5 separate regions of the Mus musculus genome follow, and all the other regions are linked to region 5. Evidence: chromatin loops called from intact Hi-C (ENCODE). Cell type or tissue: heart. All regions are shown on one strand.

Region 1 (5,000 bases), 52 kb before region 5:
ACCAGGTGGTACTGGTTTTGAAGGCAGGAAGGGGTCATGAAGAGTGGCTGAGGCTTGGCACTATGAGAGGCCATGGAAGGCCATTGGTGAAGGTGCAGCCTCAGTTGCAATTTATGGCCCAGGACTGAAGGGGTCAGGCAAAGGAGTTAAGGCTTGGCATCATGAAGAGAGCCTATGAGACGCTATTGGTGAAGCCTAGTTGCAGTGGAAGATAGCAGTGTTTTGGAGATGCCAGCACCATGAGATGACCACCACGAACAGTGGCAGCGGTGGAGAGCAGGCTGCTGGAGTCTTGAAGACAAGGTGTGTACTACAAAGGGCAGGGCTGGAGAAGTGACCCAAGCCCTTGGGGGAACCCAGAAGATCATGAGTGGTTCCTAGACATTGGACGGTTAAGAGTTTGATTTTGCTGTTGATTGTGACTGTGCCCTGATATTTTTCCCCTCTTGAAGGTAGAAAGTATTTTAGTGGAGCCCACAGTTAAGAGACTTTGAATTGTAAAAGGACTTTGAATTTTAAAAGATATTGGATATTTTAAAGGGATTGAAATTTTAATATGTAAAGCCTGTGGGACTTTTAAAGTTATTTAGATCGTGGGGATGAATAAGAAAGTAAGGGTTGAGGATTACTAGTGATGTGTTTGTGTTGTGTGTCAAGGTGTCCTGACCTGCTTGACTTCCAGTCCTGACTTCCTTTGACGATGAACGGCAATGTGGAAGTGTAAGCTGAACCCTTTCCTCCCCAACTTGCTTCCTGGTCATGATGGTTTGTGCAGGAATAGCAACCCTGACTAAGACACTCACGCGGAGTGGGCTTTAAAGAAGAGTTTGGCATTCTTCATCGCAGAGTACTTGATGTTGAGGTCCAAGTCTTTCACAGTCTCGTGGTCAAGGCAGCGAGGCCAACCTTCAATGTAAGTCTTCCAGCTAGAAGTGGGACAGACAGGTGAATGATCAGCAGCAGCTTCAGGAGCCCTTGCATGGAGAGAGAAGAATCCCTGCCCCAGGGGACCCTGGCCACAGCCAGCCCCCTTCTGCCAGGAGGGGCTCTCCTGAGACCCTCCCTTCTATGCTCACTGGGTTGGATAGAAGCTACATGTCCCCACAGGGAGACTTCTGAGCATATGACCTAACTTGGGTCAACAGGAGGAATGTGAGGTTGGAGCCCTGGGGTCTCTTAAGTGTCTGGATTATAGTGTGTAGATGTCGGGAACGTGACCTAGAAAGGAGCTTAACATTTGGTGTTTGGGTCATTTAAAAATTAGTCTTTTAGAGTTGAGGCCAATGTAGTGAGACCCTTTCTCTAACCAAAACAAAATTTAAAAGGCTGGGAATATGGCTCGCAGTAGAGCACCTGCCTAAGATGGACAAGGCCCTAGGTTCAATCTCCAGCATAAAAAAACTAAAACTAAGGGGCTGGAGAGATGGCTCAGCGGTTAAGAGCACTGACTGCTCTTCCAGAGGTCATGAATTGGATTCCCAGCAGCCATATGGTGGCTCACAACCATCTGTAATGAGATCTGATGTCCTCTTCTGGCCTTCAGGTGCACATGCAGAAAGAGCTCTCATGTATAAAATAAACTTTTAAAAAAAATCTTAAAAAGTAAAAATTAAACATCAAAAATTACTGCACAGCCTGAAAAGATGGCTCAGCGGTTAAGAGCACCGACTACTCTTCCAGAGGTCCTGAGTTCAATTCCCAGCAACCACATGTAATGGGCATGGCTCACAACTATCTGTAATGGGCAACCAATACAGTCTTCTGGTGTGTCTGAAGACAGTGACAGTGTACCCACATATATGAAATAAATATGGCAGGAGCAGCAGGGCTCGAAGAAAAAGTTCCTGCACTTGTTAAGCCTAACGTGTTTGACCTCCACATGCATATGATTGGTTGTGTTCATACACACATAACATGTAAAAAAATTAATTATAGGGAATTTTTTCTTTTTCTGTTTTTTAATTTTTGAGACAGGGTTTCCCTGTGTAGCCCTGGCTATCCTGGAACTGGCTCAGTAGATCAGGTTATTCTCAAAATCAGAGCTCAGTCTGCTTCTTCCTCCTGAGGGTTGGGGATTAAAGGCATGCACAACACTGCCCAGCACACATTTAAAAAAATAAATAAAAATAAAAATATTAAGATGGCCCTGGATATAAATTAGTAATGTGTGTTTACTCAGAATGCAAAAGACTTAGGTTCAATAACCAGTATTCAACAATTTAATAATGAAAAATGTTTTAGATTTGAGATTTTGATGTCAACGGGCAGGTTGCAATTAAAGTGTTCTGCCACCAGGTGGTGGCCAAACTCTTTGTCTCAAGCAACCCAGTACTGGCTTCATGTGGGGAATCTTGGTAAAATGGAGATTCTCACTTGGTAGGTATGAGGTGGGCCTGAGTGCTTGCCTTCTCTGACTGGCACCAAGAAGATGATAATGCTAGGGTTTGAAGCCTTACTTCAATTGTAAGTGCTGAGGGTCCACACTGAGAATAGATGGGGAACAATGCTAACAGCACACATTTAGGCAGGGCTTAGATTTCATGCTGTTGAGTACTTTTATTTTTGTAACAACAACACTTCTGCTCAAATTCTTGGCCCAAGAGGAACCACTCAGAATCATCAGGACATGGGAACCAAGGAACAGCTGGGGACAGGCTCCTTCAGGTTTCTGTCTGCTCCCTAGAACTGACCCTGTGCCACAGCTCTCCATACCCAAATTCATCCTGGAGAGAACTAGTCTCCCAGGAGTATTGACGCTCAGGCTTGCAGGAGGGACAAGCCACAGTTAGAGACAGCAAGACCAGCTAACACCAGAGATAACCAGAGGGTGAGAGGCAAGGGCAAGAACAAAAGCAACAGAAACCAAGGGTATCTGGCATGATCAGAACCCAGTTCTCCCACCACAGGGAGGAGCCCTGTATACTCCAACACACCAGAAAAGCAAGAGTGAATTAAAGTCACAGATCATGATGATGATGATAGAGGACTTTAAGAAGGACATAAATAACTCCCTTGATGAAATAAATACAGGAGAACACAAGTAGAAACCCTTAAAGAGGAAACACAAAAAAAATCCTTTAAAGAATTACAGGAAAACCCAACCAAACAGGTGAAGGAATTGAACAAGACCATTCAGGATCTAAAAACTGAAATAGAATCAATAAAGAAATCACAAAGCAAGACAACCCTGGAGACAGAAAACCCAGAAAAGAGATTAGGAGTCATAGATGCAAGCATCACCAACAGAATACAAGAGATAAAGAATCTCAGGTGCAGAAGATACCATAGGAAACATTGACACAACAGTCAAAGAAAATACAAAATACAAAAAGCTCCTAACCCAAAACATCCAGGAAACCGAGGACACAATGAGAAGGCCAAACCTAAGGATAATAGGTATTAAAGAGAATGAAGATTCTCAACTTAAAGGGCCAGTAAATATCTTCAACAAAATTATAGAAAAAAATCCCTAACTTAAAGAATGAGATGCCCATAAACATACAAGAAGCATACAGAACTCCTAATAGACTGGACCAGAGAAGAAATTCCTGCTGTCACATAATAGTCAAAACACTAAATGCACAAAACAAAGAAAGAATATTGGAAGCAGTAAGGGAAAAAGGTCAAGTAACATATGAAGGCAGACCTATCAGAATTACACCAGACTTCTCAACAGAGACTATGAAAGCTAGAAGATCCTGGGCAAATGTTATACAGACCCTAGAGAACACAAATGCTAGCAAAACTCTCAATTACCATAGATGGAGAAAACAAGATATTCCATAACAAAACCAAATTTACACAATATCCTTTCATAAATCCAGCCCTACAAAGGATAATAGATGGAAAACTCCAACACAAGGAGGGAAACTATACCCCAGAAAAAACCAAGAAGGTAATCTTCTTTCAACAAACCTAAAAGAAGATAGCCACACACACAAATTCCAACTCTAACAACAAAAATAACAGGAAGCAACAATCACTATTCCTAAATATCTCTTAGCATCAATGGACTCAATTCCCAAATAAATAGACATAGACTAATAGACTGGATACATAAACAGGACCCAGCATTTTGCTGCATACAGGAAACACCCCTCAGTGTCAAAGACACTACCTGGGAAACAATTTTCCAAGCAAGTGGTCCCAAGAAACCAGTTAGAGTCGACATTCTAATGTCGAATAAAATCAACTTTCAACCAAAAGTTATCAAAAAAGATAAGGAAGGACACTTCACACTCATCAAAGGAAAAATCTACCAAGATGAACTCTCAATTCTGAACATCTATGCTCCAAATGCCAGGGCACCCACATTCATAAAAGAAACTTTAGTAAAGCTCACAGCATACATTGCACCTCACACAATAATAGTGGGAGACTTCAACATCCCACTCTCATCAAAGGATAAATCATGGAAACAGAATCTAAACAGAGACACAGTAAAACTAACAGAAGTGATAGACCAAATGGTTTTAACAGATATCTATAGAACATTTCATCCTAAAACAAAAGAATATACCTTCTTCTCAGCACCTTATGATACCTTCTCCAAAATGTACCATATAATTGGTCACAAAACAGGTCTCAACAGATACTAGAAGATTGAAATAATCATATGCATCCTATCAGATCACCCCGGACTAAGGCTGGTCTTCAGTAACATTAAAAACAACAGAAAGCCCACATACACATGGAAACTGAACAATGCCCTACCTACTCAATGATAACTTGGACAAGGAAGAAATTAAAGACTTTTTAGAATTTAATGAAAATGAAGGCACAGCATACCCAAACTTATGGGGCACAATGAAGGCAGTGTTAAGATCAAAACTCATAGCTCTGAGTGCCTCCAAAAAGAAACTGGAGACAGCATACACTAGCAGCTTAGCAACACACCTGAAAGCTCTAGAATAAAAAGAAGTAAATACACCCAAGAGGAGTAGACGACAGGAAATAACCAAACTCGGGGCTGAAATCAACCAAGTAGAAACAAAAAGAAC
Region 2 (5,000 bases), 190 kb before region 5:
GTTCAAATCCCATCAACCACATGGTAGATCACAACCATCTGTAATGGGTTAATATGTAATGGTGGGCAGCTACAGTGTAATCATATATATAAATTAAGTCTTTTTTTTTTCCTTTTTGATTTTTTGAGACAGGGTTTCTCTGTATAATCCTGGCTGACCTGGAACTCACTCTGTAGACCAGGCTGGCCTCGAACTCAGAAATCCACCTGCCTCTGCCTCCCGAGTGCTGGGATTAAAGGCGTGCGCCACCATGCCCGGCTTAAGTCCTTTTTTTTTTTTTTTTTTTTTTTTTTTTTTAAAGCAGCTTGTGTTTAAAAGTATAAGGAGGGTTGGTTGGGACTGAGAAGTCAGGAGAATAGAGAATTAAACAAAAAAGAAGTTGCTGTGGTCATGGTGTCTCTTTTATAGCAATTGAAACCCAAACTAAGACAGGTACTTAGACAGGGAAATAGAATATACTGTTATGGAGAGCCAAAGGGGAAACTAGGAGGATTAAATGGATCAAGGAAGGAAGGAAGGAAGGAAGGTAAAGGAGGAAATATGGGGAGGGACAGCTAACACTAAAGGACATTTAAAACCATATGGAAACCTACTATAGAGGCTCCCTAAGACATGTACATATACAAAAGGAATCTAAATGGAGTCACCAAATAGGGAAGACAATGTCCCAACTAAACCTTATGACACCAACTAAAATCTCCACTATCACACCAAATGTCATCTTATTTTGCACACCTTTGGCATGAAGAAGAGGAGGAGAAAGTAATTATAGTAGCAGTAGTAATAGTAGTAGAAAACAAAAGACTTGCAAAAGATGGCTTCTTTTGAAGGAAAAAGAGCTCAAGAAACGAGCAAGGAACACAAGAATAAAGACAGGGCTGGGCATGGTGCCGCACGCCTTTAATCCCAGCACTTGGGAGGCAGAGGCAGGCGAATTTCTGAGTTTGAAGCCAGCCTGGTCTACAAAGGCCCAGGGCTACACAGAGAAACCCTGTCTCGAAAAACAAACAAACAAACAAAACAAAACAAATTTAAAAAAGAATAAAGACAGGGTGAAGGGATGCAAAAAAAAAAAAAAAAAAACAGGAAGATTCTGCAATTACTAGCCACAGTGATTGTGCACACTTTCCACACAGGATTCAGTTTCAAAAACAGGAACAGGTGTCCTTCTGCCTTTAACCCCAGCCAGAACTTGGGAGGCAGAAGCAGAAAGATCTCTGTGATGTGAGTTTGAGGGCAGCCTGGTCTACAAAGCTACTTCCAGGACAGCCGGGGGTATACAAAGATTCTAAACCAAGGAAGAATATTAATTCATTGTTTTGCTAACTAGAAGGGTCCCAGAGCTTTGGCTGTGTTGCAGTTGACGACTTTTCTACCATTTGATTCCTGTCCCACGGCCCTTGGAAAGACTCTCCATCTGTTACAGAAACCACAGTGCCCTGGGAATGTGGCCCGGGGGTCCTGAATCTTCGATCTGGATGTTGTTAATCCTCTCCCTTCTCATTTATTTTAGCCCTGGTGTCTTCTCTCTGTCCTTCCCCCACACTCCGTACCCCAGCGTTTCTTGTTTATATCAAACCTCTTTGCCTCTGAGGTTTCCTCCCTCTGTCAGCAAGCTGAGTTGATGCCCTTGATAGTTCCCATCAGAGACCTTTCCCGACCGAGGCCTCATCTAACTAGTCCTTCTTACTCTCAATCACAGCCCTTTATTTTCCCGAGCGTGCTTATCAAAACGTCTGATTCTTTCACCTATGGAATATTTTCTCTTGTGACAACAAACAAACAAACAACCCTCAATATTATCCTCCAATGAGAGAAATGCTCTACGCAGAGGGGACAGGAGGCCGAAGAGTGACAAAAGCACAGGAAAGTCCACGACCTGCAATTCCCCTGCACAGTGAGTCACTCTGGGCGCTTCAACGATCAGTCTGTCAATGTTTCAAGGATGGAACCAATCAGCCCCGTTCCGCTGGGAATTCCGGCTTTCTCTCTCTTGGCGCTGCTGTTTTTCTTTCTCGGTTTTCTAGCTCGGTTCGGTCCAACCCTGAGCATCCAAGAACCCCTAGAGCTTCCAAAAACGATCCCCGGTGGAGTGCGACTGCTCGGCGGTAATTCCGGACGACACCACCGTGGACATAGAGCCTAAGCTCCGCCCCGGTGGGACTCCGGCGCTCCGGGGCTCGGGTCTTTTAAGACCCGCCCCCTCAACTTTCCGAAGGGGCGGGGCCCCGCGCACAGCTGTCACCCCGGAGCTGCCACCCGACTGGCTTTCACTTGTGTTCTGCAGTTCAATAACAGCCCTCCTCCCGGAACTTCCTGGGGTGGCGACCAATCACAGAGCTCTTCCTGTCCGGACCATTATCATCCGGCTGCCAATCGGCGCGCCTCCGCCAACGCCCCTTAAAGGCGCCGCCGCTGACCGGGGAGCCCGGCGGACGACTCGCGGTTCCGGCCCCCACCCTCAGTATGGAGGCCGCCCAGGGGCGGCTCGGGCCGGAGCCGGAGCTTTCGGTCGGAGCTGAGCACCAGGCCGCGACTTTCAGCGGCAGGCCGTCCCGAACGCCCTCGAAGCCGCCCTCAGTCCGGACGCTGTCCGGGGAGGAAGAGGCTGAGAGCGTTGGGGTCTCGAGCCGTCATCCCCGAGCGTCCCCAAAGACTTGGAGCGGCAGCATCGCCCATGGGCCGGAGCTGGACACTTGGGAGGACAAGCCGAGCTCCCGGGCGACGCCGTCAGGGGCCCGGGGACGCCGGGGGGTGCCAGGTTCCGAGCACGCCCCGCCCCCGTCCTCCTGGTACCCGGAGCCGGAGCCCAGCGAGGATCAGCCCTCCGCTCTGAGGGTCTGCCGTCGAGGGAGCCCCGGAGGCGTCGAGATGAATGTGGAGCTGCCGCAGCAAGAGGGTGACGACGACGACGACGAGGACGAAGAGGCGGCGGCGGGTAGGGCTGGCCGCTCCTTCCCCAGCCGCCTTCAGGACAGCCGCAGCCTGGACGGGCTGAGTGGGGCGTGCGGTGGAGGGGGGTCTTCATCCAGTGGCGAGACCGGCGCGGGCGGAGGACGTCGCGCCACTATCTCCAGCCCCCTAGAGCTGGAGGGCACGGTGAGCCGCCACGGCGACCTTACTCACTTTGTGGCCAACAACCTACAACTCAAGATCCGACTGAGTGGCGCCCCACCACCCGTTCCCCCTGCCTCTGTGCGGCCCTGCCTAACGCCCGCACCCACCCCCACCATCCCTCCCATCGACCCGGACGTGCTGAGGGATCTGGAGCGGCTGAGTCGCGAGCTGGGCGGCCGGGTAGACCGTCTGCTTCGCGGGCTGGGTGGTGCGGTGCAAGAGCTGACAGCGTTGAGTGTGGGCTGTATCCAGACCTACCGCGACGCGGTGGACTCCTTAGGTGAAGCCGTGGACATGAGCATTAAGGGCATGTACACCTTACTTGCGCGCTGCGAGGAGCTGGAACGGGCTTTGCAACCGGTTCAGGGGCTGGCACGCCAAGTCCGAGATATCCGACGCACGCTGGAGGTGTTGGAGGCCCTATGCAAGTGACCAGGAGCATAGAGGAGAGACCATGCGTAACCTGGCCAGACCAGGGTCCAGTAGGACCCTCAGGATTCTTCAAAGAGCCCTGGTGGAAACTGCTTGCTGAGGGGATGCCTGTACGTTAGAGGTTCTTCCACAAGCGTTTAGGAGGCCTGTGCCCATTCTAAGCCTATGGAGTGTGAATGGGGAAGTTGTGAGGATTCTCCTGGTGAAAAGGGATGTAGCTCTGCTTTTATTCAGTTGGCCATCTATAGCTACCCTGTTCTTCCTGACCCTTCTCCCTAAGCTAGAACACCGTCCATGGGAATACAGGCCCTTAGATCTCTGCTGGAGGGTGGGGCAGACACGAATGTGTGATCAGAGAGACCTCAGCCCCGCTGCGGCTATCCGGATCCCAATGGTCACACACCTCAAGTGCCAGGGGCTTTAGGAACTTGAGCGGTTCTTGCCCACACACCATGCGAGGGTGAGGGCGCAACATCTGCATAACCTCCCGCTTCTTTCCTCTGGTCCCCTAAAATGCCACGGGGTGGAGGAGCACATTTCATGATGGAGGGAGAGCGGTGGGGGGCACGGGGGAGTGTCTCACTGCTCTCAGGGTTCCGGTCGAATTGTTACTGGTTTTGAAGCCCACCTGTTGTGGAGTATTCTAATTAATTTTGGCTTTCTGAGTTTTTGTGGAATTAAAGTGCTGCTGCTGCTAAGGCTGAGCCTGTTTTTTTGTGTGGGGTCGAAGGGGTTGAAGAAGCCAAAGGAATGGGAATGAAGGCCCCTGTGGCTCCAGAGCTCCCGGGAGTGGGAACTGGGAGTGTGGGGGAGGAAGTCTTAAGTTAGATGGAGGAGATGCGTCAGAGCTGAGGGAGATCATAAAGGGCCCGAAGAGCCACTAAAGCAGAAACACGAGCAAGGGTCTTGAGGGGAAAGGGCTTCTCTGCTCCCGATGGATAGATAGACACTGGGCAGATTGGTTGTCTTGGTTATAGAGGAAATATAGAGAAATATAAACTCTTGACAGCTCTATCCTGTGCTGATCAGAGTTCTGTATAATGATTTTAGACAATCGTGTCCCAATGACAAAGGCTGTCTTCTTACAATTTACATAGTATGTTCGTTCAGGAACTATATGTTATAATCATAAAATATCCCACACTCCAAGACATTCCCACATTTTTACAGCATTCCAGTATATTTGTTTAGTTCGAACTGTTTCAGTATTAGAAAGACAGCTGTATGAAGTTTTCTTAAATGTCTCCTTTTCAGAAAACGATTAAAGCTGGCAAAGCCACCTTAAGAGGTGAACATTGGTGCTCACTTAGGCAGCTAATATACTTAGAGGTGAACATTAGAAATAAAATCAAACTGGGAGAATTTCATATTTTTATCTCATAATAGCTTAGGGGAAAGTAATATTGAACAATTGCTTTTGTTTAAAAAGATAAGCACACTGGCCCGTACGG
Region 3 (5,000 bases), 170 kb before region 5:
CCAGCTCAGCTCAGTCCACTCACACAGGGTCCGTTCGTTGCTCCGTTCCCCGGCCCCTTCCCAACTTGTCCCCGCAGCCCCATTCCTCTTTTGACATTTCTTTCTTTCTGCCCGGCTCGCCAGGAAAGCAACATCCAGGCTTGCCTGCCTCTCAAATTCACCCCGGAGGAATACGAAAAGCAGGACAACCAGTGAGCTCTTGGGGCGGGGTGAGAGTGCAGGGGTCTTCAACAGAATCCAGAAACCTTGGTCCAAGCCCTTTTCTCTCTGCAGGCTGGTAGCCGCGCTCTGTCTCACCCTGGGCCTCTTTGCAGTGGAGCTGGCTGGCTTCCTCTCAGGAGTCTCCATGTTCAATAGCACCCAGAGCCTCCTCTGTATCCTTTTTATTTGGCCATCGTCCTCAGGTGACTCATCCCAGTTACCACTCTTTCCACCTCTGTAGGCCTTTGGGGCACAAGTGTCTGCTCTACATGGTAAACCGAATCTCTCTCTAGGTGAGAGGTTTTAGACACTGTTGGGGAATTAATAGACTTCAAACATTCGTTAAATCCGGATGTGAGCCAGGTTCTGGCGATCCCTGGATGGGAGTAAAATCATTTTATCCCGTTTGAAGAGGTGGCAGACAAACATCTGTAAATCAGTGTGATTAAACAGTATGCTTGTAGGTGTGTGTAAAATACAAAGCACTATGGGAACTCAGAAGGGACCAAGAAAATAGAGCCCAGGTGTGGTTCTGCAAGCCTTTAATCCTAGTGCACGGGAGGCAGGGGCAGGTGAATTTTTTGGGTTTTTTTAAATCTTATTTTACTTATATATTTAGGTTATCTAAGACAGGGTTTCTCTATGTAGACCTAGGCTGTCCTGGAACTCAGTAGACCAGGCTGGCCTCGAACTCCGAAATCCACCTGCCTCTGCCTCCCAAGTGCTGGATTAAAGGCATGCACCACCACTGCCTGGCTTGTTTTGTTTTGTTTGTTTGTTTGTGTTTTTAAAAAGGTAGCTCTTTACTCTTGAATTGTGGACAAGGAAGACCAGGGCACTGGAGAAATCCCCAGTGTATCAGATCTGTAGGTATTCTTGTGTGGCCTAGGGCATATATGACATTAACCTTCCCAGAAGTGTACAGAGTGTACAGGGAGAGGTCCTATCAAAGCAAACTCAGCTCTGGTCTCTTACACATAACTGTCCATAAATTCAGAAGGCATTGGCTGCCAACTCTGGCGCTTGTCTTAAGGGAAGGGTACAAGCTGAACCCAAGTCCAGGTACCAACGGGGCCCATCACGAACCGATTACTTTCCTTGACCCCCTCTGTATTGTTAAGCCATTGCAGCCCACTGTAGCGCGTCTGTGGCCCTGTCTTTCTTCGTATTCGAGCGATGGGAATGTACCACGTACTGGTACATTTTTACCTTCTGCAGGTGCCCTAGCACCCAATATTTTGGAATGGGGGGGGGTGGTGGAAAATCGATCCCAAATCTGAAGGTTTCCCCCACCTAGACCTTTCCTGCACATGTGAAATTGGTAGAGTTTTGAAGAGTCATACCCACCCTAACCCACCCGCATATAAGGTTTGGAGGTTCAAGTGTTTGGGTTGGAAGGGGCTCTAACTCCCCCCCCTCCCCCGCGGCCCCGTACTTTTCACAGCGCCTTCCCAGCTGTCACTGAAACTGCATTATTCATCGCTGTCTTTGGGCTGAAAAAGAAACCCTTCTGATCACAATCCGGGTGTAGGGACCAAGGCTGGAAAAGTGATGAAGCTTCCTCCCACTGCTGCAAGAAAAAGGCAGAGGCTTCAGTTTTCTCTCGCCCAAGTCCCTTGCTCCTCCCAACTGCGGCTAAGCAGAGGATGGCAGTGTTGGAATAAGATCTCTCAAATCTTGGATTATAATTTTATTAGAGTTTTGTAATAAAATTTATTTTATAACAAGAGCAAGGCGTATACTATTTTTCAGAAGACCATTGGATGGGCCAAGAGGCTGGTATAAATAAAGGCTTTTATCTTGTGGTTAGGGCTAGAAGTAATGCTTCTATTTGGGTTTTTACGCTAGAAGCTAGGCGGAAGTGAGTGGGCGGGGATATGCAAATAACTATCTCACATAGCGCTTCTAATTTGCCGCGTGTGAGGGGAGCATTCTGGGATGGTTTTGTTTCTCCCTTTTTGTGCCGAATGGAGAATAAAATACTTCAAACGACTTGCAAATAGATATTATTCTTGCGTTGCAAGAACTGTAAGTCACTGGGCTCGTGCTAAAGTGACGTATTCTCACCCTTCCTTTAATAGGAAATGTCTCTACTTATTTAGCAATGGGCTCCCTCTGCCTTTTATCGTCAGGAGGTTAATCCTTACCTGTTCCTCCTTTCGGAGGGCAGTAGAAAATGATGATTGGAGCTTGCATGATCTGCTGATTAGCATTTCCATGCAATCAGGACCTGACAACATCCTGGTTGCTCCTATCTGATTCCCTGGCGATCACACTTTTCCAATGTGCTGATTGGTAGACCTTTACAGCCAGACTGTGTGCTGTTTATAATTTGTCCTAAACTGGCCAGTCATAGTTTTAAGGTCTTCACTTCTATGGTAAACAATGCCATCAAGGTGGCTGTTGGTTGTTTGCCCAGCTCCTGGAAAGCACCCATGGCCACTCCTTATGCTTGCCAGGAGGTGCTTTCTGATAATTCCTTAACTATTACCTAAAGCATCTCTTGTCTTCTTCCCCACATTCAATTTAATGATCTCCTTACCATAGGCAAAGCCCTGTTAACAGTACTGAGAAAATAGATGTGATATGACCTATACTCAGCTTTGGCATACAGAGACAAAAAAGTTTTACAGTACTCCCAGACTTATTTAATCCTGTAAACTGTGGTACATGCTTAAAAAAAATAAGTTTCAGAGTCACCAAAATGTTACATATGTCTCAGCTATTGCTGAGAAACTTAAGTACAGCTCTGGGAGAAGCCCACACCCACACCCTTGCATTTGTCTTACTGAACTTGGAAAACATTTCTTTTTCCAGGAGCCTTACTGACAGGTTGCCAAACCGAACTCTTACTTAAATTAAACAGTGTGAACTTGCAATTAAGTAGGTTATATTTACACTGAAGATACAGCTAGCTCACTGGTAAGTGCATACTTGCTATGCCTTGAGGCCCTGAGTGAAATCCTCAGTGTCACAAACTTAAAGCAGCCAGGAATGGTGATCATGCCCACAATACCAGCACTCAGTAGACAGAAGCAGGCGGGCCACAACTTCAAGGCCAGCCTGGTCTACGAAGTGCGTTTCCAGCCAGCCAGGGCTGAGTAGTAAGTACCCTTTCGCCAACAAAACAATAGGAATTACTGCCCCTTGTAGGGATGGACAAGTTGGCCCAGCTCTTGAGCAATGCTGTGAAGAGGGTGGAGCAGCTCGGGATGGAGGCTGAGCACAGCCTGAGAAGTTCCCCAAGCAGCTGCAGGCTTGAAACAGTTCTGTCTGCTGAATGCTTAGCATCACCCTCTGTTACCTGGATTGTGAAGTACAGGCCCCTTTGACCCCAGAAAGTCTGCTCCTTTTTGTAGGCAAATCTCTCAAAACACCTCCCCACCCCCACCCCCAGAGACAGGGTGGTTTCTTTGTGTAGCCCTGGCTGTCCTGGAACTCACTCTGTATGTAGACCAGGCTGGCCTTGAACTCAGTAATCCCCCTGCCTCTGCCTCCCAAGTCCTGGGATTAATGGCGTTCACCACCACCAGCTGTCTCAAAATACCTTTACGAAGCAGTGAATGTAAGAGAGCTGAATGTGAAGCCCATACAAACTTCCTTACAGCACAGCCTCCTGGTTGTCAGTCTGGCACACCTCCCTCTGACATTTCATGGGTTTCTGTTTCACAAGGTTATGTGCACACTGGCTCTAGGGTTTTACATACACATACATGCTCCCTTCAGCAGCACATATACTAAACTGGAAGGACACAAAGAGGATTACCATGGCTTCTGTGCAAGGGGACACATTCCCAAGGCATTTCATACCTTTCAGTGACATTTTTCTGTAATTTAAAGACACTGCATAGATATGTGGTAGGAGGGCAGATATCAAAAACAGACAATTAAAAATATCACAATTAGGGCTGGTGAGATGGCTCAGTGGGTAAGAGCACCCGACTGTTCTTCCGAAGGTCCAGAGTTCAGATCCCAGCAACCACATGGTGGCTCATAACCATCCTTAACGAGATCTGACTCCCTCTTCTGGAGTGTGTGAGGACAGCTACAGTGTACTTACATATAATAATTAATAAATCTTTAAAAAAATATATCACAATTAAACATGGGATAGCTCCTGTAAAAAATAAAGAAGGTAATAGAAGTCTGGCAGGAGGGTGCACATCTTTAATTCCAGCGTGGCTCTTTTTCAAAAAGAGAAAGAAAGGAAAAGAGAAAAGAAAGGAAGAAAGAAAACAGATGAAGGTAACGTCAGCGTAGATTAGTCCTAGGAGTGTTGGAACTGTGTTACGTTGTCACCAGCAGAATCCACTCAACAAGAAATCATTCAGGTAACCCAGAAAAAACCTTCATGGTTTTTGTCTCTTTCATACAATACACAAAATAATAATTTCGTAGAGCTTTTTGTTCTGTTTTTTTTTTTTTTTTTTTTTTTTTAAAGATTTATTTATTTATTATTTTATTTAAGTACACTTTAGCTGACTTCAGACACACCAGAAGAGGGTGTCAGATCTCATTACGGATGTTAGTGAGCCACCATGTGGTTGCTGGGATTTGAACTCTGGACCTTCGGAAGAACAGTCGGTGCTCTTAACCACTGAGCCATCTCTCTAGCCCCTTGTTCTGTTTTTCAAGACAAGGTTTCACTGTGTAATCTTGGCTATCCTGGAATTCGCTCTATAGACCAGGGTGGCCTCGAACTTAAAGAGATCCACCTGCCTCTGCCTCACAAGTGCTGAGAGTAAAGGTGTACAACAAAATCACCCCAGAATTTCATAAATCTTAAAGAGATTTGCTGC
Region 4 (5,000 bases), 120 kb before region 5:
GACAAGACGGGGCGCCCAAGGCCCCGTCACTCCCACCGCCCGCGTTTTGGAGACCTTGGCCCTGAGCTTTTGGGGGCTGGGGCGGGGATTGGGGGTGGTGTAGAGACTCCAGTCAGAGGGCAGGAGAGGGATCCGGGCGAGGAGGGCAGCGGGGCGCGCGGGCTCAGCGCGCGGGTGAGATGTGGTCTATATTAGAGTATCTATATAAATATATATTTTCCCATCCCTTTTCCCTGTCCCACTTCCCTGTGTGTAGCATTGTACTCTCTCTACCCTAGTCCAGTCCCAGTCCCTTCCCGAGTCCCTAGTGCATGGAATAAAATCGTTATTAAATCCCGGTGTGTCCCCTAGCCAGGGGCCTGCCTTTATATTGGCGCCACGCCTACTTGCCCATACCCTTCTCCCACCTTTAGGCCTGCTCTCCACGGCCCAAGCCCTGGGGGAGACAGGTAAGTAAAGAGCGGAGCGACAGACTGAGGTTGGAGCTGAACTTTATTTGTGGGTCTTTAAATTTTTTAAAAGCCAAGAAAAGATTAAAATGAGTAATAAAACCGACTCTGGTGGGATTCGAACCCACAACCTTTGAATCGCTTTCTCGTCACTAGAAGTCCAATGCGCTATCCATTGCGCCACAGAGCCACATGGCGGGCGGCGCCTCCTTCCGGCTTACGGACACCAGTATAGGAAAAAAAGGGGTAGCGTGGGAGGGAGAGAGAGAGAGACAGAGAGAGAGACAGAGAGACAGAGAGACAGAGAGACAGAGAGAGAGAGAGAGAGAGAGAGAGAGAGAGAGAGAGAGAGAGAGTGTGAGTGAGAGAGAGAGAGAGAGTGTGTGTGTGAGAGAGAGAGAGTGTGTGTGTGTCCGTGTGCAAGGAGATGGGGCGGAGCGTCATAGGAGCTAGAGGTGACAGCCTCAGGTCAGCGGAATGAAATGTAGTGTATGGAAAGCGCATGAGCTAGGTGACAGGAAGGGTGGATGCAGGTGCGAGAAACAGAGAGGGAGACTAACGAAATTTGAGCTCCCCAGCAGTGCAAAGCTCGGGCTGCTTCTTGCGTAAGCTACCAAGCTCAGACTTGCTCGGTTCCCAGATTTGATCTCACTAAATAAACTTGTTTTGTTGTAAATCTCTGTGTCTTTGGGACCATTTGTTTCGCTTCTTTACAATGTCGTTTAGCGCCTCGGTGAGTCCTCATTTCGGGTTTGAAATATACAGCAACAAAAGAAATTCGGGTCAGTTCGTGGCTGTGAGCGTTGAGAAGACTTCCTTCTACTCTCTTAGGAAGACGACGGGAAATAGCAGCTTCCATGCGGGTAGCGTGGCCGAGCGGTCTAAGGCGCTGGATTTAGGCTCCAGTCTCTTCGGAGGCGTGGGTTCGAATCCCACCGCTGCCAGGCCAGAGTTTTTCTCCTGAAGGCCTCTTTAGTTTTATGAGAACAAGCCACTGCTTGGCTATGAACTTTGGCTTGTCAACAAAACCCAAGATTGCTTCCATATTCATAGACAAGACGTGACAAACATTGTTGAAATAAGTATTCTTATACACTAATTCAGCGCAGATCTTGGTGTATATAAGTGTAATTTAAAAAATTATACTAGAATATCTGTAACAGACATACTAAGCATGAAAAATTACAAACAAATATATTTATTATGTTGATGTACTAGCAAAATGCTAAGGTTCCACCGAGATTTGAACTCGGATCGCTGGATTCAGAGTCCAGAGTGCTAACCATTACACCATGGAACCCCCTCTTCTGTAGTGCTCTCAGAAATTATATACATTATTCTATATCCCATTTTGCATATCACTCCATTTATTCAAACAAACCAAAACAAACACATGAAGCCAACTACTAAAATGTGATTATTGAGTACCTGAAATATGAGTGCTTTCTTCTAAACATGAAAATTAAGGAAGATAATTTAAAAATTCGTTAAAATGCGGATTTTAAAACACCAATTAGGGTTAAAATAAGATTTTCAAATATTGTAGTAAATGAAGTATATTATTAATATTAATAATATTAACTTCCCCATTTTCTTTTTACTCTCTTTGATGTATTCCTCGTTTGTATAGCTAGTACTTTAACGTAATGCTGTTCCCTCTTCTGATTGTTCGGAACTTACGTTCAATTTACATTTCCTTTTAAAAAGAATGCAATTACTTTGTTATTATAGAGCTATTGTCAAACAAGACAGCCTAACAATAGTGTTTGTAAGTGCAGATTCCCACAAAAAGCTAAGCGCCCGAACAGGGACTTGAACCCTGGACCCTCAGATTAAAAGTCTGATGCTCTACCGACTGAGCTATCCGGGCTCTTAGCAAAGCTCTCCACTTTTGCCTAAATGAATTTATTATGATACCTACGTATTCTTGTGTGTATTTAAAGGATGAAGTTCGTTTTTGTCCGAGACTCTGACTTACTGAAACCTAGTCGCTAACGCCTCGGCTTTTATTAGAAGTTAAGGAGGGCAGGAGCGCCACTCAAGCAGGAATCTAGAGGTGCCTAGACCAGCCACGCGGGGCCGCTGCGGGCCACAGGTTTCCCCGGTAGAGTCTATTTTTTTTCTTCCCTGGTCCTTGTGACCTATATCTTGGACACCTAGGGCATACAGGGTGCCTCCCACGGTTCAGCAGGCTGGCTGAGGGAGGACCTGGAGCGTAAAGAATGTCACATGAGGGCCTCCAGATGCTGTCGGGCAGGCTTCCACTCACTTGGCAGGCAGGTCCTATCTCAAAGGAGTGATTGAGGTCGGGAATAACAAAAACTGGAGACAGAGAGAAGACTAGACTTTAGGAGGAGATGGGTGGGTCGGTGGCAGGAAGGAGAACATGATGGCCTTGTCACGTGCTAAGATGTGTGTTATTCACTTGATTGTTGATGAGGTCACCTGGCATTTATGAATTGGTGCAGCTTTCCGATGCACGGTGTGATTCACGTGGGTGATTCACATGTAGGAATTCTGGTGTTCTGGTGCCCATTTCTGGTTTGGAAATAGGAGGAAAAGGCTCTAGGTGGAATCTGGGGAATGGGTGAACATGGGCTTCAGGACATTAGTCAAGCCACTGATCAGACACAAAGTAGTGTCCCAACACGCGTCACCTCCTCCCTGTCTTCCACTTGCCACTTGGTCCCTCCTTCCTTATTCCCTCCCTCACCAATGGGCCCAGGCTTCTGATATCCATCTGGATGAGCCAGCCAGAGGGACAGGCTGTGTCAGAGGCATGCAAACAAGTATTAGGGTGCAAGTCGGTGGGTGGGGATAGTACTCCCGAGCTACCAGCGGAGCTGCCGTGAGAGATCGAGAAAGAGAGAGAGCGCGCGCGAGCCCAGGAACGTCCTAGAGCTGGATCCTTCCTCAGGCCCACCCTTCCCCAGCCCCCAGCCTCCTGCCCAGGAGCTGACTCTCTCTTACCTGTAGCGTACCTTCTCTAGGCTAGCTACTGGTTTGGGGTTATTGGGTCCAGTCATGGCAGTATATCGGCTGTGTGTGACCACTGGTTCCTACCTGAAGGCTGGCACATTGGATAACATCTATGCTACATTGGTAGGCACCTGTGGTGAAAGCCCTAAGCAGAAGCTGGATCGCGTAGGCAGGGACTTCGCCTCTGGATCGGTGAGTACAGAGGAGAGATGGGGAACCTGAAGGAAGTGAGGATTATTCTTGTTGGATTCGTCAAGTCCTGCTGAACTCAGGATGCCTGCTATGTCCTGTGATCATTTTCTTTGACATCCCTGACTTTTGGGAGACGATAAACCATACCAATTGTTCTGAGACAGGGCTGTGGGGAAGGGCATTTGGAATGGATTCTGGGGACTTCCCCTAACTTCCTGGCTTCTCCTATCATTGTTGTTATTGTTATTATTTTCTGTGGTTTTTCCAGACAGGGTTTCTCTGTGTAGCCCTGGCTGTCCTAGAACTCTCTGTGTAGACCAGGCTGGCCTTGAACTTAGCAATCTGACTGCCTCTGCCTCCTGAGTGCAGGGGGAATTAAAAGCCACCACTGCCTGGCCTGGCTCCTCCCCTAATTGACACTAGGCTTTGACCAAATTGATTCCTCTGATCAGATCATGGGTCTCCTGTTCTTTGGGAGGGGTCTGCTTTGTCGGTCGCTAGTTTAGTTTGCTAATGACCCTACATGAAAGTGAACTACTGGCAGTGAGGGTAGGAATCCCTACAAAAATTCACTCAGGCACTGAGTATGGTGCCTGCTCCTCTCTGGATGGAGACGGGCTCTTTCTCTCAATCACACAAAGGAACCACATGGATCAACGACTGCTCAGGCCAATATCCCAGAAAGGTAGCGGTGTTGATGCACACTTCAGAGTGCAAAGATGTCCTCGACAGTTCCTGGTTGCTCAAAGGCCTGCTTGCTGCTTCCCTCACTCCAGGTTCAGAAGTATAAGGTGCGCTGTGAAGCAGAGCTGGGTGAGATCTTGCTGTTGCGCTTACACAAGGAGCGCTTTGCTTTCTTCTGCAAGGACCCTTGGTACTGCAGTCGAATCTGTGTCACTGCCCCCGATGGCTCTGCTGTCCACTTTCCCTGCTACCAGTGGATCGATGGCTACTGTACTGTGGAGCTGCGGCCAGGAACAGGTGGGCAAGGGACAGAGACTGCACAGTACTGCAGAGGCTTCGTGTGAGGTTAGGAATGGAGTCTCACAGAACTCGGCGCGTAGGGAATGTGACTGGGGTTAGGAATGCCGGGATCCCAAAGCAACAGTGTCTGATAAAGAGCACTGCTAAAGTCCTGACATGCAAGAGCTTCCTGGGTAGTGTTTATTGTTCTGGAGGTACACACAGACAGGCTCACACAGACAGACGGACACAGATAAGCACACACAGAGAGACTCACACTCCCATAGCAGGCAGCTAATGGTATCCCTCTGCATTTCTCCAGAATATGGTCTTCTGGAACTCAGAAAGGAATAAACGTACAAGCTAGATCTCAACAGGTAGAAAAGCCATGAATATTTAGAGAATTAACCTGCAAAG
Region 5 (5,000 bases):
GATGCAGGAAGGCCCGCCCCTATGTGGGACACTGCATTCCTTGAGCTGGAGTCCTTGTACTGAGCAAAAAGGAAGGGGGCTGAGCTGGGCATGGTGGCGCACACCTTTAATCCCAGCATTTGGGAGACAGAGGCAGGCGGATTTCTGAGTTCGAGGCCAGCCTGGTCTACAGAGTGAGTTCCAGGACAGCCAGGGCTACACAGAGAAACCACCCTGTTTCGAAAAACCAAAAAAGAAAGAAAGGGGGCCGAGCACCAGGTTCAGGTCTCTACCTCCCAACCACCCGTTTATGTTATGTCCTGGCCCCGCGCAGACCCTAACCAGAGGAAAGCTTCGCTATTCATTCCCCTTAGCCTGACACAGAGAAGCCTTTGCCACTCCCACGGGTCTGAGGCACTGTGGTCCTTAAGCTAGACAAACCCTTGTCAACAACACACCTTCCTGTAGGACTTCACACTCCTTACACTTCAGCCAGGGCTTCCTCGGCCCCAACACGTATTTAGAAATTATTCCGTAGGTCCAAAATGTTACTAAAACTCCTTTTTTTTGTTGTTGTTATTAGTTTTTGTTCTGTTATTATTGTATGTGTTCGTGATGTGTGTTTTTTCGGGGGTGGGGAGGGCACACATGTGACATGGAGCTTGGGTAGAGGTCAAAGAACAACCTTTGGCATCCCTTCTGTCTCTGCCATGGTGATTGAATTCGGGTCATCAGGTATGCTGCAATGTCAGTATTACTAATTTTGTAAGAATGACTACTTTAAAGCTTTTGCATTACTTTATTAACTTGTGTGTATGCGTGTGGTACAGTCTACTTGTGGAGATCAGAAGACAGCATCCACATGTGGTTCTTTCCTTCTACTATGTGGGGCCGGGAGATTAAACTCAGGTCATCAGGTGTGGTGACAAGCACCTTTCCCTACTGTTCCATCTCAACAACCCTTACAATTTTTTAAAAATTTAATTTAGAATTGACTTACTTAGAAAGGCCAGCAGTACTTCTCACCTTCCACAGAAAGTCTGCTTACATCTCCCTTGTTGGACACAGCCCCTCACAGTCAGGGAAATTCCACCCAATCCTTCCACACCTTGGATGATAATGAGGTATGATTTGGAACAATCATGAGACTGATTTGGAATCATTGATAATTTCCCAATGATCCTTTATTAAACGAGTCCTTGCATGATGTAGTAAAGATGAAGGGAAGATTTTTTTAAAAGATTTTATGTATGTATGTATGTATGTATGTATGTACATATGTATGTATGTGAGTACACTGTAGCTGTCTTCAGACGCACCAGAAGAGGGCATCAGATCCCATTCCAGATGGTTGGGAGCCACCACGTGGTTCATGATGGGAAAAATAATGGGAATTGAACTCAGGACCTCCTGAAGAGCAGTCAGTGCTCTTAACCATTGAGCCATCTCTCCAGCCCCTGAAGGGAAGATTTAAAAAAAAAAAAAGTTTTAGTAGGAAAGCATATTTAGCAAAAAAATTTCTAGCCAGGCGGTGGTGGCGCACACCTTTAATCCCAGCATTTGGGAGGCAGAGGCAGGCAGATTTCTGAGTTGGAGGCCAGCCTGGTCTACAGAGTGAGTTCCAGGACAGCCAGGGCTACACAGAGAAACCCTGTCTCAGAAAAAAAATTTTTTTTCTATCTTAGCCATTCTAAGTGTGCAGTCCAGTGGCATTGAGAACATTCATTTGTGCAGTTGTCACCACGATCCATCTCCAGAAGTTCTTTTCCTCTACTGAAACTGTGGCCCATTAAACAGGGGCTCCTTGTCATGGTCCAGTCTCCTTTTTACCCCTGTGAATTAGATCATATGAGTAAATAATATTTGTCCTTTTAAAATGTATTTGTGTGTGTGTATGTGTGTGCCAGAGTGTGACAGGTTATGACAGGTAGTGGTCTGAGGACAACTCATTAGAGCCAGTTCTCACCTTCCACCTTCTGGGACCCAGGGATCCAACTCAGATCTCTCTGCTTGGGAGCAAGCGTCTTTACCCACTCAGCCATCTCACTGGGCCCACCCTTTCCTCTCTAGGTGTCATGTGTACAAGGTTGTCCTACACTGTAGCAAGGATCACTGTTTCATTTCTTTAAAAATTGTTGTTATTGTTGTTGTTTTGTTTTTCAAGACAGAGTCTCTCTGTGGAACAGCCCTGGCTGTCCTGAAACTTGCCTTGAAGTCCAAGCTGGCCTCGAACTCACAGAGATTCCCCCTGCCCTCTGCCTCTGCCTCCAGAGTACTGAGATTTTTTAAAGTGCCACCCATGCCTGGTCCTTAAAATAGTTTTATTAGTTCTTTGAGAATTTCGTACCTGCATACAAATTATTTTGATTATATTCAAGTTTCAATCCTCCCCTTCCAGGTCTATTCCCAACCCATCTTCCCTCCCAGATTTCATTTCTAATTTCTGCTGCTCTGATACTCTTGGGTGTGGCTCCCTCTTCTGGAGAGTGATGGACCTAACAGAACCACATCCTTTGGAGAAAATTCTGTTCACCCAGAAGTCATCAACTGTCAGTAGCGCCTCTGCTTCAGGTAGGGTTTTGTTTCTTTATTTCTTTCTTCCTTCCTTCCTTCCTTCCTTCCTTCCTTCCTTCCTTCCTTCCTTCCTTCCTTCCTTCCTTCCTTCCTTCCTTTCGTTCTTTCTTTCTTTCTTTCTTTCTTTCTTTCTTTCTTTCTTTCTTTCTTTCTTTCTTTTTCTTTCTTTAAAGCCTGCATAGAATTCCGCTGTACAGACACACCACACGTTTTATCTGTTTGTCTATCCACCGTTGAGTTGCTTTCACTTTGTTGCTGTAGAGACTAAAGCTACTGCAAACTTAACAAAGAATTCATTCTTTGGAGCGTATAACTAAGAGTGGAATTTCTGCATCAAACAGTGATTTGAGGAGCTGACGTGCTGGGTTTTCATTTGAACTTATTTTATTTGCAGTTGCTGCACTGTTTTATACTCAAGGGGTGGAATGTTTTAAATCTATCCTGGTCTTCATTCCAAGATGACATAGCCCACTGTGCAGCCACCACACTCACCCCTCTCACTTATACTCCTTATCTGATCATTTGTATTCAACCTGTAATGTACAGAAACAGAACTGGTCCTCTTATAGGAAGGGTGGGGCCAAGGCTTAAAGCCAAGTTACCAGAGGGCAGAATTATAATTAAATCCAAAGACTATAAATAGCCTCGGCTGCCCAGGGAAGCACAGAAGAAGGTCTGGGTTCCTCTTTCTATGGAAGGAAAGGGAAACAGTCTTTCTTCCTGCTTCTCAGCCCCTCTCCTGGGTCCCTCAAAGTCACGGAAGAATTCACAGAAGGAATTCATTTCTATTTGTGGAATCACTGCTGCAGCAGATAAGAAAAAAACAGTCTTTAAAAGAGGCAAAACAACTCGTGTGTGTGTGTGTGTGTGTGTGTGTGTGTGTGTGTGTGTGTGACTAAGCCCAGGGCTTTACAGGCAAGAAGCTGGAAGTGAGCTATAACCCCCAAACCCCAAACAACTTTTGAAACAAAGAAGGTTGGCTTGAGACTGATCCAAAAAAAACGTATTCAGTTAGAGTTAAAACAAAACAAAACAAAATAAAAACAAACAAGCAAACAGATACAATACAACACAACACTGAAGCTAAAGTAGAGGAGGGTAGAAACCAGGAGATTCCATTCCACTATAGTTTATACTGACTACAGAACAGTGAGGAAGTGACATAGAAATATATACATGTCCACTTAAATGGAGAGAGAGAGAGAGAGAGAGAGAGAGAGAGAGAGAGAGAGAGAGAATCAGGAGGCCCTGGCTTCTACCATGTCCTGCATAGCTGGGTCCTAATTGGGACAATGACAGACACTCTTACAGAGCGGCTGGGACTAGGAGACTGTGCTCACCCTGACAGAGGACACTCACTACAAGACAGCCTGGGTGAATTTGAACTTATTACATACAAAGCAGGGAAGAGTTGGCTGGTTTTAGTAGGGGTCTCTGTGGCGTGGCGGTGACAGACTTCAAACATCTAGGAAAAGGAACCCGCAGTGACTTCTTGTCCACACTGCCGACTTTCCACCATGGACCAGTGGAAGGATCCGCCAGTTCCCTGAGCCTGAGGCAGGAGACTGCTTTGCCAGCTCCCATGAGTCTGGCACTGGGACCTCGTCAATAGGACACTCGGGGCTTCCTCTGCTTCCTGCAGGGTTAAAGCCCCAGCATCCATCAACCAATCAGTAAGTAATTTAAAATTATCTCTGTGTTTTCTGACCACAGAAGCAATGTATATTCCTCGTGCAAATCAAAGCATACAGGAACATTATAACTAAAACCAAAAGGCCTTGCCAGACGACTACCGTTAACAGCTTATACACGTGTCAGTGTGTGTGTTCAGGAGTGTATGTGTGGAAGCCGGAGGCCAATCTCAAGTGTTGCCCTTCATGTAGAGAACATCTTCTCTTTAAAAACCCCCTTGCTTTACTAACTGAGATTTTCCATGCATTGTATATTCCTGGATTCACCACATATTCCATGCCCACCTAACTTTGTGTCCACTCTTTTAAACCCATGGAGTCCACACCTAATCCAGGACAGTCCCTGGAAGGTGTTAGGCCAAGCAAGGGTCATCCTCCAGCCCCACTTTCTCGCTCCAGCCCTGTTTGCTCAGGCCATATTTATTTCATATATGTGGGAGAGCAGTCAGTGCTCTTAACCACTGAGCCATCTCTCCAGTCATACTCTTAAAGAAAGCCATCTCCTCCTTTCTCAATAGCTCCTCAGCTCGGGGTGGGACACCTCGGTCGCCTCCTCAGTCCATGCTGGCATCTTGTACGACTTGAACTTGTGCAGATCTCGTGCATCCCGTCAGTCACTGTGGGTTCATACATGCAACTGCCCTGCGGCGTCTGGAAAACAGTCGTCCTGTCATCCACTGTCTCTGGCTTCCACACTCTTTCTATCCCTCCTTCCACAGTCATCCTCGAGCCTCGAGAGAAGCGATGTGCATTGGC

What was found. Hi-C counts contacts between places; a loop is a spot of excess contacts. Peaks named below come from ENCODE experiments on the same cell type or tissue, not always from the same donor. Only the 100,000 strongest peaks of a DNase experiment are listed, where the experiment ranks them.
Region 1: it touches region 5 in a loop (7-fold over the local background); 34 of 42 quality-filtered maps call a loop at or near these places.
Region 2: it touches region 5 in a loop (4-fold over the local background); 14 of 42 quality-filtered maps call a loop at or near these places.
Region 3: it touches region 5 in a loop (4-fold over the local background); 14 of 42 quality-filtered maps call a loop at or near these places.
Region 4: it touches region 5 in a loop (2.9-fold over the local background); 11 of 42 quality-filtered maps call a loop at or near these places.

Annotation. Positions count from the first base shown.
Region 1 is chr11:69,190,721-69,195,720 of GRCm38, forward strand. It overlaps Alox8 (arachidonate 8-lipoxygenase), which reads right to left. Exons shown (of 14, transcript NM_009661.4): 4 at 804-926. Among named protein-coding and RNA genes, the nearest start is that of Alox8, 4.6 kb to the right of the region's middle. In heart, a CTCF peak has its summit at 2,285 (motif pointing right); no DNase peak of the experiment used is centred here; H3K27me3 peaks cover 502 bases.
Region 2 is chr11:69,057,332-69,062,331 of GRCm38, forward strand. Borcs6 (BLOC-1 related complex subunit 6) reads left to right here and starts at 2,444. Exons shown (of 1, transcript NM_028005.3): 1 at 2,444-4,245. The coding sequence starts at 2,467. The coding sequence ends at 3,549. It overlaps n-TIaat4 (a tRNA gene), which reads right to left; the gene lies at 4,989-5,000. In heart, no CTCF peak of the experiment used is centred here; DNase peaks (open chromatin) are centred at 2,290, 3,300 and 3,910; H3K4me3 peaks cover 3,928 bases; H3K27ac peaks cover 3,070 bases.
Region 3 is chr11:69,071,101-69,076,100 of GRCm38, forward strand. Tmem107 (transmembrane protein 107) reads left to right here. Exons shown (of 5, transcript NM_025838.2): 2 at 124-191; 3 at 274-374; 4 at 1,323-1,419; 5 at 1,646-2,193. The coding sequence ends at 1,715. Snord118 (small nucleolar RNA, C/D box 118) reads left to right here and starts at 2,326; the gene lies at 2,326-2,462. In heart, a CTCF peak has its summit at 2,319; DNase peaks (open chromatin) are centred at 1,371, 2,091, 2,491 and 3,321; H3K4me3 peaks cover 2,325 bases; H3K27ac peaks cover 3,164 bases.
Region 4 is chr11:69,122,930-69,127,929 of GRCm38, forward strand. Hes7 (hes family bHLH transcription factor 7) reads left to right here. Exons shown (of 4, transcript NM_033041.4): 4 at 1-330. The coding sequence ends at 65. Aloxe3 (arachidonate lipoxygenase 3) reads left to right here and starts at 3,448. Exons shown (of 15, transcript NM_011786.2): 1 at 3,448-3,620; 2 at 4,397-4,601. The coding sequence starts at 3,474. n-TRtct4 (a tRNA gene) reads right to left here and starts at 639; the gene lies at 553-639. n-TLtag3 (a tRNA gene) reads left to right here and starts at 1,312; the gene lies at 1,312-1,393. It also overlaps n-TQctg6 and n-TKctt27. In heart, CTCF peaks have their summits at 98, 644 (motif pointing left) and 2,514; DNase peaks (open chromatin) are centred at 642, 992, 1,322, 2,492 and 1 weaker place; H3K4me3 peaks cover 3,782 bases; H3K27ac peaks cover 1,921 bases; H3K27me3 peaks cover 574 bases.
Region 5 is chr11:69,242,663-69,247,662 of GRCm38, forward strand. No RefSeq gene overlaps it. Among named protein-coding and RNA genes, the nearest start is that of Gm23194, 4.6 kb to the left of the region's middle. In heart, a CTCF peak has its summit at 2,453 (motif pointing left); a DNase peak (open chromatin) is centred at 3,179; H3K27ac peaks cover 885 bases.